Linked DNA regions of Homo sapiens: region 1 is linked to region 2. A link is an interaction called in ENCODE POLR2A ChIA-PET data of the cell type or tissue named here. Cell type or tissue: PC-9. All regions are shown on one strand.

The links. Peaks named below come from ENCODE experiments on the same cell type or tissue, not always from the same donor. Only the 100,000 strongest peaks of a DNase experiment are listed, where the experiment ranks them.
Region 1: POLR2A ChIA-PET joins it to region 2 with 6 read pairs; 1 of 35 experiments calls an interaction of 5 or more read pairs at or near these places.

The regions. Positions count from the first base shown.
Region 1 is chr11:33,154,835-33,159,834 of GRCh38, reverse strand. All of the region lies in intron 1 of CSTF3 (cleavage stimulation factor subunit 3), which reads left to right. Among named protein-coding and RNA genes, the nearest start is that of CSTF3, 4.1 kb to the left of the region's middle. In PC-9, no CTCF peak of the experiment used is centred here; no DNase peak of the experiment used is centred here; H3K4me3 peaks cover 2,152 bases; H3K27ac peaks cover 974 bases.
Region 2 is chr11:34,272,784-34,277,783 of GRCh38, reverse strand. All of the region lies in intron 1 of ABTB2 (ankyrin repeat and BTB domain containing 2), which reads left to right. Among named protein-coding and RNA genes, the nearest start is that of ABTB2, 83 kb to the left of the region's middle. In PC-9, no CTCF peak of the experiment used is centred here; DNase peaks (open chromatin) are centred at 393, 2,113 and 2,823; H3K4me3 peaks cover 735 bases; H3K27ac peaks cover 3,219 bases.

The DNA of each region.
Region 1 (5,000 bases), 1.1 Mb after region 2:
CTTCGCCTGGAATCAACAGCTGAAAGCCTTGCCATATTTGCTTTATCTCCCCATGCTGATAGATTGAGAACAGAGTCTTTGTCACTCACACTAGAGTGCTGTGACGCCATCACAGCTCACCATAGCTTCGACCTCCCTGCGCTCTGTGATCCTGCCACCTCAGCCTCCTCCGTAGCTGGGAGTACAGGCGCGCGCCACCATGCCCAGCTAATTTTTTTTTTTTTTTTTTTTTTTTTTTTGAGATGGAGCCTTGCTCTGTCGCCCAGACTGGAGTGCAGTGGCGCGATTTCGCCTTACTGCAGCCTCCGCCTCCCGGTTCAAGCGATTCTCCTGCCTCAGCCACCCCAGTAGCTGGGATTACAGGCGCCCACCACCATGCCCCGCTAATTTTTGTATTTTAAGTAGAGACGGGGATTTTGCCACGTTGCCCAGGCTGGTCTCGAACTCCTGACCTCAAGTGATCCGCCTACCTCTGCCTTCCAAAGTGCTGGATTTACAGGCGTGAGCCACCGTACCTGGCCTAATTTTTGTATTTTTTTTGTAGAGACAGGAATTCACCATGTTGCCCAGCCTGGTCTGGAACTCCTGGGCTCAAGCGATTCACCCACCTCAGTGTCCCCAAGTGTTGGGATTACAGACAGGCACGAGCCACCACGCCTGGTCCACGCATGTTTATTTGAAAGTATTTTGACACATTGCAGCCCCAAGTATTTCAGCATTCTCTTATAAATAAGAGCAAAATGTTGTTACATAACCACCATACCATTTCCCCACCCAAGAAAATAGTATTTCTAAAATCTAGTTCTTTAAATTTCCCCATTTGTCCCAAGAATGTGATTTTTTTTTTAACCAGAATCAATCTAGATTTACATATTGAATCATTTACTTCTGTCTCTTAAGTAGTCTCACCATTCTTCTCCCCTGGGGCTGTTGTCTATTCGAAGTGTCAAGGACACTTAACACTGCTTTTCTGGGTGTATTTGTTTTTTGTTGTTTGTTTGCTTGCTTGCTTTTGGTTTGGGGGTTGATGATGTCATTTAACTTGTCCCTTCATCTGTATTTCCTGAAAACTTTACAGTTAGGTCTATACTCAGCCTTGATATTTGGGTTAAGTATTTTTGGATAGAATACTTAACATTATATCATTACATTAGCAGGTACTTCTGCTGGGTTCTGTTAGGATGGTTAAGTTTGATCACTTGGTTTAGGGTGATCTCATTGTTAAGGGTCATGTTCCCCTTTGCAGTTAATAATCTGTGAGTTGATAACCGTTTTCTTTAAAATCACCTTATACCTAGTTATCAATTGATAAATCTTGACTAAATCAGCTCTTACATTGGAAGTAGCAAATGGTGGTTTTGTTTTGTTTTTAAAACCCACAATTCTGTTGGTCTGTGTCTGTTTACTGGCTCATACTTTCTGCAAAAAAGACTTTTTTTCTTCCTAAAGATTAAGTATCGCTATGGATTCATGGATTTCTCTTAGTGTGTTAGTATCAGTGATAGCCATTTTTCTTTTGCACACTCAACTTGTCCAAACCTTTTTGGTGGTTCTTATATCTTTTCCTTAAGTCTGAAAGGCAATTTAGACATCTGATTATCAACAAGGAAGTCATCTTCATATAGCCTTTTCTTTAACTTTTTAATAATACATTTCAAACATGTAAGAAAAACAGTATAATATATGAAGTACCTGTCATAGAGCTTCAATTTATGGCTAATCTTGTTTCCTCCATGACTTCATTTGCTTCTCTCACCCCCATTACTTCGAAGCAAATCCTAGATACTGTATTCAGCTTCAACTAAAATAACCATTAAATAACACCTTAAGGATGGAAAATATGAATGAGCTGTACCTTGCTTGATATTTAAGACAATATTGAAAATCTGGAGGAAAAGAGAGTATCCAAAATAACCTGAAATCATGGATGAGAAAAATAAACTCAATGAGACTAAAGAATAATAAGAAAAAAATTAAAACCATTGAATCATGGATTTGCTTTGGAAAAATGCCAAGGGATGGGGTGGACAAAGAGTCCTACAAGATGCAGGTGTAGATTTAGCCTTTTAGTAGCATTGAAGTTCAAGTTTGTAGAATAAACCTGATACTATCTTAAATTTATTACTAAAATATATGGATAGTCATTTTTCTCTTGGTGCTAAGATTTGTGATTTGTGCCCCCTAACAGAGGGAAATTATTGCAGACAAGCAAAATCACTGCTAAAGGTTTATTGCTGTGATTTTTTTTTCAACTCTAGTAGGGAAGTTCAATTTTGCATGTAGAGAGCTATTGGAATTACCTTATAGTGTTCAAGGATCTCTTCTGAAGCTCCTTGCTTATTGTTTTTGCCAGTTTAATGGTGAAAAAACTATTTGCATATAGGTTTACCCCCCTAACAAACATATGATTTCTGTGTGGAATTATGGCTGTATTATTTATTTCATGGTTTTGTTTTTTTGTGTTTGTTTTTTGTTTTTTTGAGATGGAGTCTTGCTCTGTTGCCCAGGCTGGAGTGCAGTGGCACGGTCTCGGCTCACTGCAACCTCCGCCTCCCAGGTTCAAGCAATTCTCCTGCCTCAGCCTCTTGAGTAGCTGGGATTACAAGCACACGCCACAATGCCCGGCTAATTTTTTTGTATTTTTAGTAGAAATGGTGTTTCACCATGTTGACCAGGCTGGTCTTGAACTCCTGACCTCAAGTGATCTGCCTGCCTCAGCCTCCCAAAGTGCTGGGATTACAGGCGTGAGCCACTGCGCCCAGCCTGTGGTGTTTGTTTTTTTTAATGCCTGATTCAACTTTTGATCTCATTCTTAGGTCTATTTAACCTTGTGCACTACTCTTAAGGCATTTAATATGCTGTTATTTAGACATTTTCCATTGGGTTTTGAACTTCTTTAGTTGAAGAGATGATGTTATTCATCTTTATGTCTTAAAGACCTAAGAAATAATATTTTGATGCTTAAAGGTATTCAGTAAATGAATGGATTAAGTTTGCATCTTTTAAAAAAAATTATTTATTTACTATTTAGGTAGAGACGAGGTCTCACTGTGTTTCCCAGGCTGGTCTTGAACTCCTGGACTTAAGTGATCCTCCTGCCTCAGCCTTCCAAACTGTTGGATTACAGGTGTGAGTCCAGCCATATTTCACCTTTTAAATAATGTATAACTTATCCTAGAATTTGGAAGGCCTAAAATACAAGCCAAATGATCCTCAGCTTGGAAAAGCTACATGATTCTAAGAAGCGCAAATTAATTGCTGGTAGTTCTTAACAAAGGAGCATTTAGGCTCATAAATACGTGTTTTTAGTGAAAAATAATTTTGGGAAGATTTAGAAAATAATGAAGAGTATGTGTCCTATTATATACTTATTATTAATAAGGAAAGAAAAAGTTGAAACACCCACAGCATTGAAACCTGAAACCTGGTTTATTTCGTTAGGTAAACATTAGTACTTAAGCTGTTTAGAAGTAACAGTATCGCCAATTTTAGTCAAGGTGCATATATGTGTAGGGGTTAGAAGAGGCAGAGAAAGAGCCAACTATGTGTGTTGGACAATGTGTTTTTTTGGATTTATTTTTTCCAAAATCTTTCTGTAACAGCCCTTCCTAGTTTTCTGCCTCCTATTTTTAGTGATGCTTGTTTGGTGTAACAGTTTTGGGCAGGCAAATTGATTTGATCTTTATTGTTGATATTTCTTAGGAAACTGGAGCATTATCAAATATTCTGTTTGGGGACAGTTGTTCCTAAGAGAAGTTGCTCTGTGCTTAAAGAATGAGAATTGGGTTTTTCTTAGAGATACAGCAGAAAGGTACTGTGTTAGGTGATACTGCATTCCTTCAACATTATTTCAGGGAATGTAGGCATTTACATCCCAGATAGACCTTCAGAAGGGCAAAATCTGTATTTGGGTGTTTTTACCTATTGGACAATTACCCATACCAATTCATGATTTTAAGCTTTTTTTTTTAAATCTTCGATTTGGTGACGGTGATTTTAAGCTTTTCTACCATGTCTCTGAATCTTTCTCTTTAGATAGGACCTACCTGTGAATTTGAGTCTTTTTGTTTTGTTTTGTTGGACAGTTGGTAATGGTGTGAGAATTGGGCTAAAAAAGGGATTTGAGTTGGCAGTTGTTTAAACTATCTTTAGATTAATGGACAACTTAGGATACATAGTAAATATTGAATAAAATCAGAAGGGCAAAGCTTCTGTGTGTCCTAATTAATGTTTTTCTAATGTTTGACTTAGTTTATTTAGTGTATTAAATCTGGATTATTCATATTTGAAAGAAGTCTCATCTTTTAAGTTCCAAACGGTTAAGATTTTAATTTATATTTTGTAGCTATTTGTTTCCTAGGGGATGAATATGCAAGTTTACTAAGCAGATAATGGTAAATATAATTATTTGAACTAATATGTTAAGCCAAGATCTTTTTTTTTTTTTTAATTTTTTTATTTTTATTTTTTCGAGACAGAGTCTTGCACTTTCGCCCAGGCTGGAGCACAGTGGCGCAATCACGGCTCGCTGCAAGCTCCGCTTCCTGGGTTCACGCTATTCTCCTACCTCAGCCTCCCTAGTAGCGGGGACTATAGGTGCCCGCCACCACGCCCTCACGCCCAGCTAATTTTTTATATTTTTAATAGAGATGGGGTTTCACTGTGTTAGCCAGGATGGTCTTGATCTCCTGACCTCATGATCCGCCCGCCTTGGCCTTCCAAAGCGCTGGGATTACAGGTGTGAGCCACCATGCCCGGCCCAAGATCTTTTTTTTTTTAAGTTTTTGAGTTGTTTGTATGTTTAGATTTTTAATCTATGGATGATTTGGAGGGATTAGTTTTGTATTGTAGGATACATGTTCAGTTTCATTCACAACAAACATGAAGTAGGGTTTGGTTGCATTGGTAAAGGAACACAGAACTAAGCTGACATCTGGTCCTAATATCCGGTCTCATTGTGACACCTGTCACATATAGTTCTTTATTATCTGGGCATATGA
Region 2 (5,000 bases):
GTTTCATTTTGTTTTTGAGACAGAGTCTTGCTCTGTCACCCAGGCTGGAGTGCAGTGCTCATTATAAGCTCTGCCTCCTGGGTTCAAGCGATTCTCCTGCCTCAGCCTCCTGAGTAGCTGGGATTACAGGTGTGACCACCACACCTGGCTAATTTTTGATTTTTGTAGAGATGGGGTTCACCATATTGGCCAGGCTGGTCTGGAACTCCTGACCTCAAGTGATCCACCCACCTTGGCCTCCCAAAGTGCTAGGATTACAGGCATGAGCCACCGTACCCAGCCAAATCTGTTTGTTTTTTTTTTTAAATAAGACATTTAGGAAATGAAATGAAAAGTATTTGATAACTTCTTTTGTAGCCACTCACTCCTAGATTTTATCATGAAGAATTGCATGACTTACCAATCCACCACCCTCTTGAAATACCAGGGTCATGACATGCCAAAAGCTACCTCCACGGGCTAAGACCTGAACTTGAGTAACAAAGGTAAAATTTGAAATTTCAAAGATGTTCTTTATGAGACCCTAGATTAACTGGGGTTGCATCCAAATGGTTTCATTTGAACTTTTAAATACATACTTCTGGCTGGGCACGGTGGCTTACGCCTGTAATCCCAGCACTTTGAGAGGCTGAGTCGGGTAGGTCACCTGAGGTCAGGAGTTCGAGACCAGCCTGGCCAACATGGTGAAACCCTGTTTCTACAAAAAATACAAAAATTAGCTGTGTGGGGTGGCAGGTCCCTGTAATCCCAGCTACTCAGAAGGCTGAGGCAGGAGAATCACTTGAACCTGGGAGGTGGAGATTGCAGTAAGCTGGGATCACACCATTGCACTCCAACCTGGGTGAGAGAGCAAGACTCCATCTCAAATACGTACATACACACGTACTTCTCAGCCAAGTGGGCACCTACTGTTCTGCTAAGGGATGGAGACATGGACCTGCAGGTTCGCATTCTCCTGGATCTGAGAGGTTATTAGGTCACGTCTGAAGCCTCCATGCCAGCTAAACAAGGAACAGTGGATCAGCAGCGCACCTTGTTTATTGTTGTAGTGCTCCAGTCGTCCATCCCTCTCTCCCCTTGTCTTCTGTGACTGGTCAAGCTAATTTGATTTGACGTCCTGGCATTTGAGATTTGTCAAGTATTGTAACCCTAAGCAGTACTAATATTGAAACCCATACTTGAAATTTATGTAATCCAGATGTGCATGCCAATAAAGCAGAGATGAAATGGCAGGCCCGGATGGGGGAGAGCCAGGCTGGGTGGGGACTGTGTGTGGGGAAGAATTCTGTGGCCCTATATTTTTTCCACATGGTATATACAGCCAAGTAGGATTTTAGGAATTAATATTTTCCCTTAAGAGTAGTAACTGGATTATGAAGTATAGCTTCAAGTAAGTACCAGTATTGGTTTTATTTGTAGCCAAGAATAACTGATTAAGTTTTGAGGAGAAGGAAGGCAATCTATTTTGAGTGCTTTTTAAAACTTTTAAATTGGTTAGGACCCTTCAACAGTGTGGTCTTGGGACTTATTAGTCACATCGAATCAGAACTTTTTTTTTTTTTTTTAACCAAACAAGCAGCACTGGTGAACCAGGATTTGTGACATGGCTCTCTGATGTTGAATTTTTTCTATTTGAGCATATCATTAGAAGTCCCCCCTAAGAAACAAAGACTGTGACCCCTGAGTTGTCAATTCAAAGCCCTCCCACACTGGTAATACCCAAATGCCATTTCTATTTTCTGAGAGCTCAATGAGTAGGTGGATTAAATGTGAAAAGGTTTCTGTTCAGGTATTTGACAGTGGCCTTGATTGGAGCCTCTCTACCGTCTAGCAATGGCCCTGTTGTGTGACTTCCAGGACGACAGCTGTCTTCTCGGGCCATGACCTCTTCCACCTGTGGGATCACAGGACTGTGTCCAGCTGACCCAATGAGAATGGTATAAGTGCTTTATCTCATAGGGAGTTCTGAGTCAAAAATTTTGGTGTTCTTGACATGAAAGATTGGCAGAGTGTATTATTATTCCTTAGTGTTCTGTGCATAATTAACAACCACCCTTAACTAGACCTGGTAGCCCAGGGAAACTGGTCAGACCAGCTAGTGAAAGCAGGTGGAAAATGATCTCGAGGGAAGCACGGAGTCGGGATCCACATTGAGTGGAGGTGACTTGTAGTGGATTAGGGTGCTCATAAAAACCGTGGTTGCAGTTGGTACCAGTGTCATCTGTGGATATTTCTAGGCAGGATATCAAGGGTCAGCTTGCTACTTTAGCCCCCTCTTAAGGCAGGATACAAAAAAAAAAGAGAGCCCTGTATTCAGGGGAGGCATGTGACATGCCATGGTCCCCCATTTCCCCTGCCCTAAACATCTCTGGAGAAAGTCAAGTGTGTGTGGCTTCTACAGCAGGGCTGGATGTTTTTCCCTGGGGTAGGAGGGGCATTTACCTGCTTTTCTTCAGCCATTATTAATAGGGCTCATTCCAGGAGGGGAGGAGAATGGTGCCTGTAACTCAGACTCCCCAGCACAGCCTCGGCCTGCAGGCTTCAGCCCTGTTGGAGTCAGGGCTTGCGTAAGGAATGCTGTCATGGATCCAAGCCAGATAGATTACAAATGATGGAATCTGATGTTTCCTGTTGGGTTTGGGGAAGGGATTCAATGTGGTGTGGGCTTAGGTCCCCACAGTTTACCTCAGAAATAGTCAAGATGCAGGGAGCTGAATGAGGACTCTCGAGGCAGCTTTGCCAGCCTGGAGCCCAGGTGAGTCACTACCACCTCAGAAACATCCTTCAGAGGCCAGGATTCAGGCCCCAGGCGGGAGTCGGAGCATCCAGGCTGCTGGTCCGGTTCTCTCCACTGACGTCATCACCCCCGCTTAGTCTGGAATGGCTGGCAACCTCTGCCTGAGGATGAGAGCTGGCTGGAAGTGGAAAAGCAGGAAATGTTTCCAGATTGGAAACTCAAGGCACGTTTGCGCAATACTGCACTCGGCCAAGACTGTGTGGCTGACCTGCATGCCTAATGGGATCCCAGGTCTGAAACAGGGTTCTGCAGAACCATTGGTCTGACCTCATACCTCCCACCTAGACACAATGATATCTTCTTGGCCAAGAAAAAATGACCTGTATTTTTCTTTTCTTTTTTAATGTTATCCAGCTGAGGTGTGCCTTTAAAAAAAAGAAAAAAATATATACATACACACACACGCGTGTGTGTGTGTGTGTGTGTATATTCCAATCCACTACTTAACGCAGGGATGCAAAGATCATATTAAAACGGCTATAACCAGAAATAAGACAACTGAAAGAATCATAGTATTAATAAAGGGCAAACTGAGAGTCCAGGTGAGAGGAACTGCAGTCTCTGGTGATGGAGTGCAGCCTGGTGGTTTAGAGCTCCAAAATGGAGGCCCGTCAGCCTGGGTTTGAATCCTGGCTCTGTGGCTTACTAGCTGTGACCTTGGCTTCTGTCATCTTCTGTTCTTTTACTTATTGTAAGAAAGGGTGATAGTGCCACATCATGAATTAGTCTAAGACTCGAGTGCACTTCCACGCAAAGTAAGTCCTTAGTAACTGGTAGCTGTTATCATAGTTAAATATCTTTTTTTTTTTTTTTTTTTTTTTTTTTTTTGAGACGGAGTCTCGCTCTGTCGCCCAGGCCGGACTGCGGACTGCAGTGGCGCAATCTCGGCTCACTGCAAGCTCCGCTTCCCGGGTTCACGCCATTCTCCTGCCTCAGCCTCCCGAGTAGCTGGGACTACAGGCGCCCGCCACCGTGCCCGGCTAATTTTTTGTATTTTTAGTAGAGACGGGGTTTCACCTTGTTAGCCAGGATGGTCTCGATCTCCTGACCTCATGATCCACCCGCCTCGGCCTCCCAAAGTGCTGGGATTACAGGCGTGAGCCACCGCGCCCGGCCAAATATCATTATTTTTGAGGCAGGGTCTCACTTGTTATAATTATTGTTATTCCTTCCCTCCAGCCTGCTTTAGAGTGATGCCCATGATGCAGTCAAAGGTGTCTGAGTTCCTTTCACTTTTCTAGATCGTTGCCCCAGTACTAGTGCATAAAGGGATGCAAGGTTTTAGGAACTTTGACCTTGAAGCCAGACTGTGTAGCCACCGTCACTTCTCTCTGGGAGGCTGTTGTCAGATCAGGCCCTGTTCCATCCCTCTCCTCGGAGGTCTGCCAGTGTTACTCAGCCATGAAGCCCATCAAGGGGCCACAGTTCAGATGGAGGAGGAGTCTTTAAGCAGAAGACAGAATGCCTGGGGATGCTGTTGTCTGGGGTCAAATGCTGGCTTCGTCCAGTGGAGAAGTGAGTAGAACCAGCCCACTGTATCCCTTCTGCATCCCCTGCCAGCTTACTCTCTGAAGCAGCAAACCTGGAGTCGGTCGAGGTTCCCCAACAGAGAGACCCCGGGCCTTGCAAGAGCAGGCCTGGACAGCCTGGAGTTTTCTCTCAAAATTGTAACATGGGTTTATTCCAAAACAAAGCAACAAAAGTAGACCCCTGGTGTATCCTTGGCTCACTTCCATAAAGCATCACAACCATTAACCAAAGGAAAAGAAGGCCTGAGCCCTGTGGCGGAAGTCAGGCCAAGATTTTCCTCACTCCCCTCCCTTTCTGGGACCCAGGAATAGTAAAAATAGTAAACATAATTATAACAAAAAATTTAAAAAAATTTTTTTAATTTAAAAAAAGCTAAAAATCATGGAATGTTTGCTAAATGTCAGGACGGTTTAAGTACTTTATATATATTAAGTTATTTAATCTTCCTAGCCTTTAAGAAACGCTATTATTGTTGTTTCCCTTTTACAGATTAGGGGACTAGGGCACAGAGCAGTTATGTAATTTGCTTAAGGTCACACAGCTAGTAGTGGCCATGCCAACTTTAGAACTCAGACAGTCTGGAATTAGAGGCTGTACACTTAACCACAGCTCTGAACTGCGTCTCATGATAGTTATCAAGTTGTTATAGAAATAAACCATATATACGATAAAA